Linked DNA regions of Homo sapiens: regions 1, 2 and 3 are each linked to region 4. A link is a contact called in ENCODE Hi-C or POLR2A ChIA-PET data. All regions are on one chromosome and are shown on one strand. The core of a region is the stretch at or near the end of the contact, and the rest is flanking DNA. Distances in the headings are between cores, read along the strand shown.

Region 1 (2,700 bases), core at 111-2,610, 670 kb before region 4:
CCAGCTGCCAGAAGCAAGGAGAGGCCTAGAACAAACCCTGCCACCACAGCCCTCAGAAGGAGCCCATCCTGCTGCCACCTTGATCTTGGACTTGGAGCTTCCAAAACTAGAGAATAAATTTTGGTTATTTGAGTCACCCAGTTTGTGATACTTGATTATGACAGCCCTAGCACGTTAATGGCCATATCAAGAGTAGGCAAGAATATGGATTATAAATTATGATATCTGCTTTCTTCCATTTAAACTTTTAAATTCATTTAATAAATGAAAGCTTCAAGCATGCAAGACATAGATACTGTAATGAATTCCCACACAGCTTCCACCCAGCCTGAATTAGCTGCAGCCCATCTTTCTTCATGCTGCCCCCGTCCACTTTCTCCACGCCCTCGTGCTGTTTGGAAGCAAATTCCAGACATCATTAAGTAGGTCACTATCTCCAAAAGATAAGGACTACATTTAAAAACAAGCACATGACCATTATCACTCCAAGGAGAAATGAATTACATTTTCTTAATATGGTCAGTTAGTGTTCAGATTTCCAATAGCCTGAAATGTCATAGTTTTTAAAATAGGTTGAATCATGATTCAAATAACATCCATATGTTGGAATTGGTGGGTAGGTCGTTTAAGTCTTTTAATGTTTGCCACTCTCCCTCTCTTCATCTCTTTCTTTTTTACATTTTCCTAGGCTTTTCTCCCCAAGTGTTTTTCACAGCCTGTGTTTTGCTGATTACATTCTTGTGGTGGTATTTCACATGTCTCGCTATTCATAATGTTTCCTATACATTGACATTTGGATCTAGGTGGTTGATTAGATTCAGGTTTGATATTGTTTTTGTTTGCTTGTTTTGGGCAGTACTGTTGCATAGGTGGTGATGTGTTTTTCTGTCAGGAGATAATGTCTGTCTTTCTGTGTTATCAGCTATTGATATAAATTTCATGTGTCATAAAATGTTATTTTGGATTAAAAATACGATTTAAAAACGTGAATTCTTAATTATTCTTAGCTTTCAGGCCATACCAAAACAAAAACTGTGGGCAGGATTTCACCCAGTGGCCACAGTTTCCTGATCCCTATTACCCGAAGAGAGCAGCTGCTTAGACCACAGGGGTACCAAAGTTCAATGTTACAAAACTGTGATACATTGTTTTCTAAGGTAGTTGTGACACCAGCAGTGAATAAGCAGCTCTACTTCCTGAACCGAGGTCTTTACATTAGCAGTTCACTTTAAAAGAAACCAGGGCTCTTTGGGGAAATGATTGATAGGAGGTTTGAAACAGAAACTATAAAAGATGAGCCTGGAACAACCCAGGGAACAAGAACTCCACCCAGGCCTGCCGGGACCCTGTGGGAGGGCTTGGGAGCAAACCGCTTTAGAGGCCCTGCTTGCCAAAGACAGGACAATGGGAGTGTCAATCAGAACAACCACAACGGATGGAAGCCTGTGGGTGCTTTAAATCCATTAGCTCATGATGATACCACAAAACAGTGACAGCAGCTCTCTGAACTGGTCACTGCCAGAGGATGCTAGTGAACCAACTTTTTTTTTTTTGAGACGGAGTCTCACTCTGTCGCCCAGGCTGGAGTGCAGTGGCGCAATTTTGGCTCACTGCAACCTCTGCCTCCTGGGTTCAAGCAATTCCCCTGCCTCAGCCTCCCGAGTAGCTGGGACCACAGGCGCGCGGCACCACGCCTGGCTAATTTTTTGTATTTTAGTAGAGACGGGATTTCACCATGTTGGTCAGGATGGTCTCAATCTCCTGACCTTGCGGTCCCCCGACCTTGGCCTCCCAAAGTGCTGAGATTACAGGCGTGAGCCACCGCACCCAACCACCAACTCATTTTTTAAAAACTGGCAAAGAGAAAGATTGAAGTATCTAGTCTGCCTTTTCCTTATGACTTGAACCACTGGGTAACCAAATAGTAAATGTGAGGAAATTTCTCTTTATAAAAGCATATCCACTAGTGACTGAACAAGGAATGACAACATTAGGATATCCAGCATTTTGTAATCCCTAATGGATCTAAATATTGATCATCATTTCTTTTTATCTGTGGCCTTTAATTTTTTTTTTAATTGAATCCCAAAATGGCTTCACAGACAACTCTTTAGTTAATTACATATGGGTCCAGTTTCATCTGAGGTTCTAGAGATCGTGAATCAGATAATTGGGCTGGAGTTATAATGGTTGAATTAATAGGTGGTATTCCTGGCTTACCTTGAGTCATTACTGAGAAATTGCATTCTCCAAATTACCTGTCTCTAAAACAGATAATATGTACCTACCTCTTAGAGTTTCTCAAGTTTTCTGCTTATTGAATCAAGTTCTAGGTAGCTATTAAAATGCTTTGAAAACTATTAAATGAAAACTCACAGAATGTGCTGTAGACATGCCGGGTGTTTTTTAATCAGTGTCTTGGGGAAAGCATACGTATTCCGCCAGACCTCATGTGGTGCTTGCTCTCAATTTGTGATGGGAAAAGCTGCCTAAATGTATGGTGATGCCTGTTCTTGATGTTGTTTGGTAGATGACTGGCTCGACGTATGCCCTTCTCAGTGCTGTAGGCTGCATGTTAAAGCTGCCTTTCTTTATCAGGTTCTAACAGCTGCAGTCAGGAACTGTGTCAGGGACTGGTTTCTAGTTTGACCACGGCGGTATAGGGATTTTATTTGTGGTTCCTCAAGTCTAGAATTTACT
Region 2 (2,700 bases), core at 69-2,568, 520 kb before region 4:
ACTTTGGGAGGCTGATGCAAAAGGATTGGTTGAGGCCAGCAGTTTGAGACTGGCCTGGGCACATAGCAAGATCCCATACAAAAATTTTTAAAAATTAGCTGGGCATGGTGGCGTGTGCCTGTGGTCCCCAGCTACTGAGGAGGCTGAGGTGGGAGGATGGCTTGGGCCCAGGAGGTCGAGACTGCATTGAGCAATGACTGTGTCACTCTACTGCAGCCTGGGTGACAGAGCAAGAGAGCCCCCCCAGCACCCCCTACAAATTTTTTTTTTAAAAATTAAAAAGGCGCGGTTCGAGAAGAGCTGTAGTCGTCCCAGAGCTACAGTGCAGGTGATATCAAAATGCAGGTGAGAAAACTGGAGACAGAATACAGTAACGGATACAGGTGCCCCTGAAAAGGTGCAGAGGCGCTAAGGACGCAAGCAATCCTGAACGTTCCAATCGTTCGTTTTAAAGTTGTCCTGGCCAACCCGTGAAGCCTTGTATGAGGAAATGTTTCAACGAGGGCGCCTGACGCAGTCCCCGAGGCCAGAAAACACCCAGGTTTAGATACGGGCTCTGACCCGCACCTGCCACAGCCAAATCCCTCCCCCTTCTGAGCCCGATCCCGTGTTGTCCTCCAGGGGTAAGCAAAACACCTGGCAGGGCTGCCTGAAGATTAGGGAAACTGAGGAGACGCGGCAGGTGCCCAGTATTTATAGTTTTGTCCCCAAACGGGGGAGTTATTTGTAAGCACTGGCTACTACCCCCGTCAATCACCTAATTGTCCAAAAAAAGGCAAACGGAGGGAATGCGCCGCAGCTGAGCACCGCGCAGGCCGCAGCTGAGGTGCACACCCGGGTGTGCCCTTTGTATTGCTGGAAGCGCTGGCGATCATAGGGGCAGAGGGCTGGCGTTGGGGCGGCCTGGGACCCACCCGGCCCCGCCCCCTCTCAGGCCCCGCCCTCCCCCTCCTCCACCGGTAGGGGGACCTCGGCCGGCCTGGGAGATCGGGGCGTAGGGGGAGGTGGGGGTGCATCCGCGAGCCCTAAAGGTCATGACCCTATGGGGCGTCTCTGGGTCGTCGTGGGGGATGGGCGGGGGGGGGGGTCTCCCCGCCACGGGAGGTCTAGAGAGCAGCGGCGGCGGGGCGGGGCGGAGTGCAGAGGCGCCGCCGGCGGGGCGGCTTCGGGAGGGCGCGGCCCCTTTAAGACGCCCCGCCGGCCCCGCCCCCGAGCCCCGCCTCCCGCCGCCCACGTGACCCCGGTCTTGTGACTGGGCCCGGGAGGGCGGGGGAAGCCCGCGGCTCGCGCCCGCCCCGCCCCGCCCCGCGTCTGCCTCAGAGGGGCCCGAGCCACCCGGTCCGCCGCGTCCCCGCCGCCGCCGCCGCGTCCCCCGCCGGGGCCGACCGAGCCGAGCCGGGCCGGAGCGGCGGGCGCGGCCGGGCCGCCATGGACCACAAGCCGCTGCTGCAGGAGCGGCCGCCCGCCTACAACCTGGAGGCCGGCCAGGGCGACTACGCGTGCGGCCCGCACGGCTACGGCGCCATCCCCGCCGCGCCCCCGCCGCCGCCCTACCCCTACCTCGTCACAGGTGGGCCCGTAACCAACTTTCCCCGCCGGCGGCTTCCGAGGTGGCAAGCCCGGTCGGGGGACGTGGGTCCGGAGGCGGGTGGGGCCCGCCCGGGGGTCCTTCCTGGAGCTGGAGGTCCCCGGGCTGGCTTCGGGACCCGGCGCCGCCGAGGGCCAGCCTCCCCCCCGGGGCTCTAGTCCTCGGGCCCGTCGTAACCCGGCGGGGCCGGATCCCTGCCCCAGATGAACTTTGTGTCACGAGGCGCTCGCTGTTGGCAGATTAGCGCCGAATCAGGCCCGCGGTGGCCGTCCCGAGGGTGGAAAAGACCGGGGGCTTTTTTAGCGGGGTGGAGGTTGAGGGGACAGGATGAGTAGTCCCCGTGGCGGTCCGATTTCTCCTCCCTGCACCCTAATGACCTGCTTTCCCGCCCACAGGGATACCCACCCACCATCCCAGGGTCTACAACATCCACAGCCGGACCGTCACCCGCTATCCTGCCAACTCTATCGTGGTCGTAGGAGGCTGTCCTGTCTGCAGGTGAGTGGGTCTGCAGCCTGGGGACTGGCCCTGGAAGCTCTGAGGACCCCCGCCCTAACCCCCAGGACCTCACAGCTCTGCTTGTGGGAGTGGGTCCGGCTTGACTTGGATCTTGACCAGAGCCCTTTATGGGAGGGACAGACAGGCTGCCCGAATGCGGTGTGGGAGAGTGCGGGTCCGCTCACCCTTGGCTCTGAACACATTTTGTGGGGGCAAAAGGGTGGATTCCTTTTCCTAGATCTTGGGGCATTGCACCCCAAGTGATTGGGATGTAGAAATGGTAACAACGGGACTCGTGGTCCTTTCGTCTTTGTTCTGGGACTTGCAAGGAATCAGGTGTCTGCTTTTTCCTTCACTTTCCGCAAGTTTACTCTGCAGTTGATCGTCGAAGGTGGTGGAAGGTTTCATTTTCCCGGAAGGGGCATTTGGAAGTAAGTGCACCAGCAGGACAGACCTCAGTGGGAGAAGCGACGGCCGTAAGAGCTGCTTTATCCAAAGTTGGCTTGAAACGCTCTTCCACGAGCTGGACCAGGATGGAAACCCCGTGTTTCTTTGAGGCAGGAGTTATTTTTTTCATATCCTCGCATTGGACCTGCACACGCTTTTTGGTTTTT
Region 3 (2,700 bases), core at 160-2,659, 550 kb before region 4:
AGTTAATGGGAGAAGACTCTGCTACAGTGAAAGGGAGGGGTGGGGGGTTGCTGTATTTACAAACTCCCTTCAGAGTAGAGACCCAGGCACCTGTCGTCACTTCCTAGCTACAGTTGACATCCGGTAACCATCCTTGGTCAGCCACACTTTCTTTCTGCCTCTGCCAAGAGGCTCCCCCTAGCTCCTCATGGGCCACTTTCTGGCTGTGAGCTGATCAGGCAACTTACACAGGGTCACTGGGTCAGAGGACTCTTGAAAGGGGGGTTGGAACATGAAGCCCCATGATTCAGGGATCCTGGGACTTGTTTGTTTTGTAGGGTTAGAGGGATGGAGGAAAATCTTCCAAATCAGCAGCCTCGAATTCACCAAGAATTTCTACAAGATGAATTTGAGTTGAACCTTCAGTCTTTCCACGAAGAAGGTCTGCTCGCCACCCTCAAAGCCATCTGCCTTTCTGTCTCAGTTTATTCACAGATCCTTTCAGAGACCAAAAAAAGCACCCAAGAGAGGCGGGGACAGAGATGTGGTAGAGGAAAAGACACAGTACAAAGAACGCTCCGCAAGCACTTACTTCCTCTGAGCCTTAGGAGTCCTACCTAAAAGGTTTCTTGCTTGTTTTTCTATTACACTGTCACTCCCATCCGGTATGCAAACAGTCGGCAATGCCTACTACAGTAGCTCGCTGGCTGCCAGGTGCAGGGGCTGTTCAAAAGCGACATCAGGGTCCTAAAAGGTGGGAAAAAGCAGCAGAACTTGCATGGTAGTTGATTCTTTCCTGAAGAATAGGGTCCGCCCAGCCCCACCGGGCAGGAGGTGTCCTGAGTCAGCCTGGCGTTCAGCCCAGTGCTGTGCACTTGGGTGACAGGTGGGGCCCCTGCACTGCCACCAGTAGCATATGTCGGAGCTCTGGGCCCTGACCATCTGCCAAAGCTAATCTTACGACAAGCAGATTTGCTCCCATCAATACCCAGGGAGAGGGATAGGCAGGCCCCTTGCTGCGTGATTCTCGAAAACAACCAGGATCCCGCGATCCGCTTCTCCTATGGCTCCAGTCCAAAGGCTGGAATGGGGGCGTCACCTGCACCAGGCAACTTCGCTAGCCTGTGGGCGTTCCAGGGCAGGGGACGGGGGCGGCACCTTCCAGGTGTGCAGGCGAGATGACAAGTGCGGTCCCTCCTTCCTCCCTCCCCGCGAGCAAACAGCCTGGGGGTGGTGGGGAAGGCGGCGTGCCCAGCCCTTCATCGCCCCATTCTTTCCCACGGCCCTGGCCGCCGCTGCAGCTGGGGCGCCACTCTGCACTCACCTGGGCCCGCGCCGGGCGGGGCGAAGTCGCGGTGGTAGGTCCTCGGCGTCCGGGAGGAGCGGACCGGCCCTCCCGGGGACCGGGCAAGAGGGTGGGCCGGAAGCGGCATCAGGCCCCGTGCCCATTGGCCAGCCTCGCCAGGACGCTGCGACCTGGGACGTGCGATTGGCTGCGGTGCGCCGCGTCGGTGCTGGCTTCGAGGTCGCGCGCCCGCCCACTTCCGGGGTCGCGCCAGGTCAGGAGTCCAGAGTCGGCTGAAGCGAGTTGCCGCGTTCTCTCTGGCGGCGCGACACCGGCCCGTGGACCGCCCGGCCGCCCTCCAGGACCCGGTCTGCAGGAGCGGAGAGGGCGGTGTGGACACCGCCTGCAGGCGAGGAGAAGGGGTGGCGGAGAGGGTACCTGGGTGCGTGGCTGTGCGGCGTCAGGAGGAGCAGGGTGTGGGCGCCCGGCCTGGGGCGTGGAGAGGACGCAGGGAACAGGTGTCTTCCTGGTATCCATCGAACTGAAACGTAGCCCTTGAGCACACACTACACTTAAAGCTTTACTCTTTCGAGGAGGAGTCCTGGAAGCATATGTGATTTTGTGACTATAGCATGGTGTGGTGTCAGTAACAGGCCCTGGATTGCTCAAACTCTATTGTCAGTGACAAAACCCAGTGTAAGCTGGCCTAATATATTAATAGTAATATGCGAGTCCTCCCGGGGTGGCGGGCACTGACGTAAGTGCTTTACTTGGGTCTTCTCATTTCATCCTCCCAGCAACCCAAAGAGCTGGCGGCGTCATTCCCATTTTACAAATGCGAACACGGGCTCAGAGATGGAGCGACTCACGTTGTAAGCGATGGAACTGGGATTTGAAAACACTGTATCCCGCCTGGCAGAAAACTGGCAAGGTTAGGATGGAGAAAGGAGAAAAAAGAAAGATGTCGGCCAGGTGCGGCGGTTCATACCTGTAATCCCAGCACTTTGGGAGGCCAAGGCGGGCGGATCACTTGAGGTCAGGGGTTTGAGACCAGCCTGGCCAAGATGGTGAAACCCCGTCTCTAGTAAAAATGCAAAATTAGCCAGGGGTGGTGGCGCATGCCTGTAATCTCAGCTACTCGGGAGACTGAGGCAGGAAAATCGCTTGAACTGGGGAGGTGGAGGTTGCAGTGAGCTGAGATCGTGCCACTGTGCCACCGCACTACAGCCTGGGCGACAAGAGCAAAACTCCTTCTCAAAAAAGAAAAAAAAGGGCATCTGATGGAAGGCTAGATACTACCCGACATTGAGCTAAACCAATGTCACCTGGTTGGACCTAGGGACCTATTCCTGCTCCCCCTCTAGTTCTGTCTCATTTCTGGGGTTGCACACAGGCTTTTCCTGGGCCTTCATGTTTGGGGAAGCCCCACACAGGCC
Region 4 (2,700 bases), core at 127-2,626:
GGACTGACAGAGGTAGCACCCACCCAAAATTCATGTCCACCTGGAAGCTCAGGGTGTGACCTTATTCAGAAATAGGTTCTTTCCCACTTTGAACCAGCTTTATGTCTGCAGGGTAGCAGAAAAGGCACAACTGGGGCTCAGCTTTTAGAGCTAGGAGGACTGTGAGTTTCCACGTCTTCCCTCTTAGATTCTAAATTTTTGGAAGCTATGAGCCATCATCTAAAAAGTCCAGGTGCTCTCCAGGAAGACCACATAGAGAAGTGAGATCTTGGCACTACAGTGAGCAGTCTATGGATGACACTAGCCCAACCACTATTTAACTAGAACACACGAAAAGCTTTAGTGGGACCAGAAGAACTGCCTTGCTGAGCCCAGCCAACCCACAGGACTATGAGAGATCATAATATGGCTCTTTGGAGGTAGTTTTGCTACACGGCAATTGGTAAGTGAAATAGCAGTAGCTCATGCTTTACCTCCCTGAGGGCTGAAATCTGCAAAATGGCCTAATGTGGAATGTCAACAGGAGATGATCTTGAGAAACGTGTGTTTAAGTGACTGCCATGATATGGCACGAGTGTAGGAGGCTCTTTTGGGAGGCTCCCCTTTCTAACCATCTCTAGTTTACTTTTTCTTCTGTAATATTTGGAACTAAGAATTGTGGAACTGTTGGAAGCAGCACAGCCCAAAGAGGTCACAATATTGGGGGTTCCAGGGCAACCCTTGCAACACAGTGCATCCCCTTCTGATGAGAGTCTACAGGAACACAGGGCTGCATCAGAACAACAGTGAGCCTTCTCCGAGGAGGGGTAGCTCCCTGGTTAGAGCCAGTGATCTCACAGAGAGACCACTTAGCCCAATCACCTGGATCCAGGCCCCCTCCAGGCCACAGAGAAGGGCCTAGACCCCACACTTAGCCTTGGAAGATAGGGAAGGAAAGGCTCCAGGCAGGGACAATGCTGGCCCCTGCAATGAGGGGAAACTATCCCCCAATACCAAGAATCTTCTCCTGGGAGAATCAGACAGCCCTGAAGCTCCATGGTCTAGCCCAGCCTTCTAGTATAGTAGAGGCCCACAGAAGGCACAGTCCTGCCCAATTTGCACAGCAAGACAACCATATGGCCTGGCCTGTTCCTAGGTCCTGGGTCCCCATCCAGGGCTCCTCCTGCATCCTAACATCCATGCTGAGCTTGTCCTTGTCCAGGCAAGTAGGATAGTCCAGGGTAGAACCTGGGCGGGCTCTAGAGAGAGGGGCAGGAGAGCCACCCCTACTCAGCATCCCTGTCCCCTCTGGCTGCAGGCACAGCTGGACGCAGTCTGACTGGCTGTCATGGTTGTCATCTGCCCTGGAAACAAGCCAAGGCTGTTGTTGCGAGTGCTATTACCATGGAAACCCTGAGTCAGGGCCGCGCTTAGCAGAGCCAAGCATGCCAGGGGCTCTCGGGGCCTCTCTTCTGCCAACGGGGAAGGTGATGTAAGGCAGGCAGCATCTCCCTGGGACTCATTAAGAGAGGGGAGTGTGTGGGTGGCAGGGAGGGAGTAGAATGGGGGTGGGGTGGGAGGAAAGGGGAGGAGGAAGTGAGAGTAATGACATGGCTCGGGGAACAGCTTAGGGCTGCCAAGCCCAGACCACAAGAGCCAAGGGATCTCCCCTGCTAAGCAGCCAAATTTGAGCCAAACCAAGTTTGGTCTTTGGAGTCAGTTCCTGAACCCAAAAGACCAAACTTCCCAGGAGACCAGAGCCCCAAGCTGGGCCCCACAGATGTTACCTTTTGGTGATAGTGGGAGATCATGGAGCCTCTGGATCTGGGCTGCAGCCTGGGAGGCCACCCAGCACAGCTTTATTCATCCCAGCACTCAAGGGAGATTTGGGGACTTGGTCAGGGTCACACAGTGGGTCCATATGGAGGCCAGGAAGGCAAGAGGTGGAGACCCTTTCCTAGTCAATGAGCTTCCTCCCAGCTCACTGTCATCCATTGGCTGGGCAGGCAAGGTTGGATAAGAGCCCCTGATGTGGCCTGAGCCCAGCAGAGAACAATCCCACCCCCAGGTCTTCTTGCAGATTGAGTGAGTTGCTGGTTTCACAGCATGTGGACAGTCAGGTTCCCAGGCTAGCTCATGCAAACAGTCAGGTTCCCAGGCTAGCCCATGCAAACTTCGTTACCACATCCTGTGGGGTTCCCTTCTGCACAGAGTCTGACTTTCCTTGAAAATTGAGAGGCTCAGCCAGGTGCAGTGGTTCATGCCTGTAATTCCAGCACTTTGGGAGGCCGAGGCGGGCGGATCACTTGAGGTCAGGAGTTCGAGACCAGCCTGGCCAAAATGGTGAAAACTGTCTCAAAAAAAAAAATACAAAAAATTTGGTTGGGTATGGTGGTGCATGCCTGTAATCCCAGCTACTTGGGAGGGTGAGACATGAGAATCGCTTGAACCCGGGAGGTGGAGGTTGCAGTGAGCTGAGATCATGCCACTGCACTCCAGCCTGGGCAACAAAGTGAGACTCCATCTCAAAAAAAAGAAAAACGAAAAAAAGAGTAAGAAAAGAGAAGGAAGGAAAGAAAGAAAGAAAGAAAGAAAGAAAGAAAGAAAGAAAGAAAGAAAGAAAGAAAGAAAGAAAGAAAAGAAAGAAAGGAAGGAAGGAAGGAAGGAAGGAAGAAAGAAAATAAATTGAGAGGCTATACCCCAGGGAGACCCATCCTTCTT

Evidence for each region. Hi-C counts contacts between places; a loop is a spot of excess contacts on that map. ChIA-PET counts read pairs that join two places held with the same protein, here RNA polymerase II (POLR2A). Pooled maps may share reads with other maps.
Region 1: a pooled map shows a loop between it and region 4 (14-fold over the local background). The contact joins two enhancer-like sites. A Hi-C loop is called at or near these places in 4 of 37 single-sample maps with no recorded cell type and 4 of 50 pooled maps. POLR2A ChIA-PET finds 5 or more read pairs at or near these places in 1 of 52 experiments (PC-9).
Region 2: a loop to region 4 is called in a map of CD14-positive monocyte, with 3 times the contacts of the local background. The contact joins the promoter of BRI3 here to the enhancer-like site in region 4. A Hi-C loop is called at or near these places in 2 of 168 maps with a recorded cell type or tissue (both CD14-positive monocyte), 1 of 37 single-sample maps with no recorded cell type and 6 of 50 pooled maps. POLR2A ChIA-PET finds 5 or more read pairs at or near these places in 1 of 52 experiments (activated CD8-positive, alpha-beta memory T cell).
Region 3: a pooled map shows a loop between it and region 4 (7-fold over the local background). The contact joins the promoter of TECPR1 here to the enhancer-like site in region 4. A Hi-C loop is called at or near these places in 4 of 50 pooled maps.

What each region holds. Positions count from the first base shown.
Region 1 is chr7:98,130,716-98,133,415 of GRCh38, forward strand. The region is part of intron 1 of LMTK2 (lemur tyrosine kinase 2); the gene reads left to right. Among named protein-coding and RNA genes, the nearest start is that of LMTK2, 25 kb to the left of the region's middle. RefSeq lists an enhancer at 1,676-2,176. Within about 2 kb of position 1,361, at least 18 of the 41 ENCODE cell types and tissues checked have a DNase peak (open chromatin) inside an H3K27ac peak, as active enhancers do.
Region 2 is chr7:98,280,368-98,283,067 of GRCh38, forward strand. It overlaps BRI3 (brain protein I3), which reads left to right and starts at 1,319. Exons shown (of 3, transcript NM_015379.5): 1 at 1,319-1,570; 2 at 1,984-2,086. The coding sequence starts at 1,429. RefSeq lists an enhancer at 150-1,134 and silencers at 831-1,340, 1,471-1,810.
Region 3 is chr7:98,250,823-98,253,522 of GRCh38, forward strand. It overlaps TECPR1 (tectonin beta-propeller repeat containing 1), which reads right to left and starts at 1,410. Exons shown (of 26, transcript NM_015395.3): 1 at 1,304-1,410; 2 at 572-726. LOC124901706 (a long non-coding RNA gene) reads left to right here and starts at 1,537. Exons shown (of 2, transcript XR_007060448.1): 1 at 1,537-1,706; 2 at 2,062-2,700. RefSeq lists an enhancer at 1,057-1,800 and silencers at 1,117-1,506, 1,597-1,696.
Region 4 is chr7:98,800,840-98,803,539 of GRCh38, forward strand. No RefSeq gene overlaps it. Among named protein-coding and RNA genes, the nearest start is that of TMEM130, 68 kb to the right of the region's middle. RefSeq lists a silencer at 2,187-2,236. Within about 2 kb of position 1,377, at least 6 of the 41 ENCODE cell types and tissues checked have a DNase peak (open chromatin) inside an H3K27ac peak, as active enhancers do; they include CD14-positive monocyte, where a contact is called at or near this core.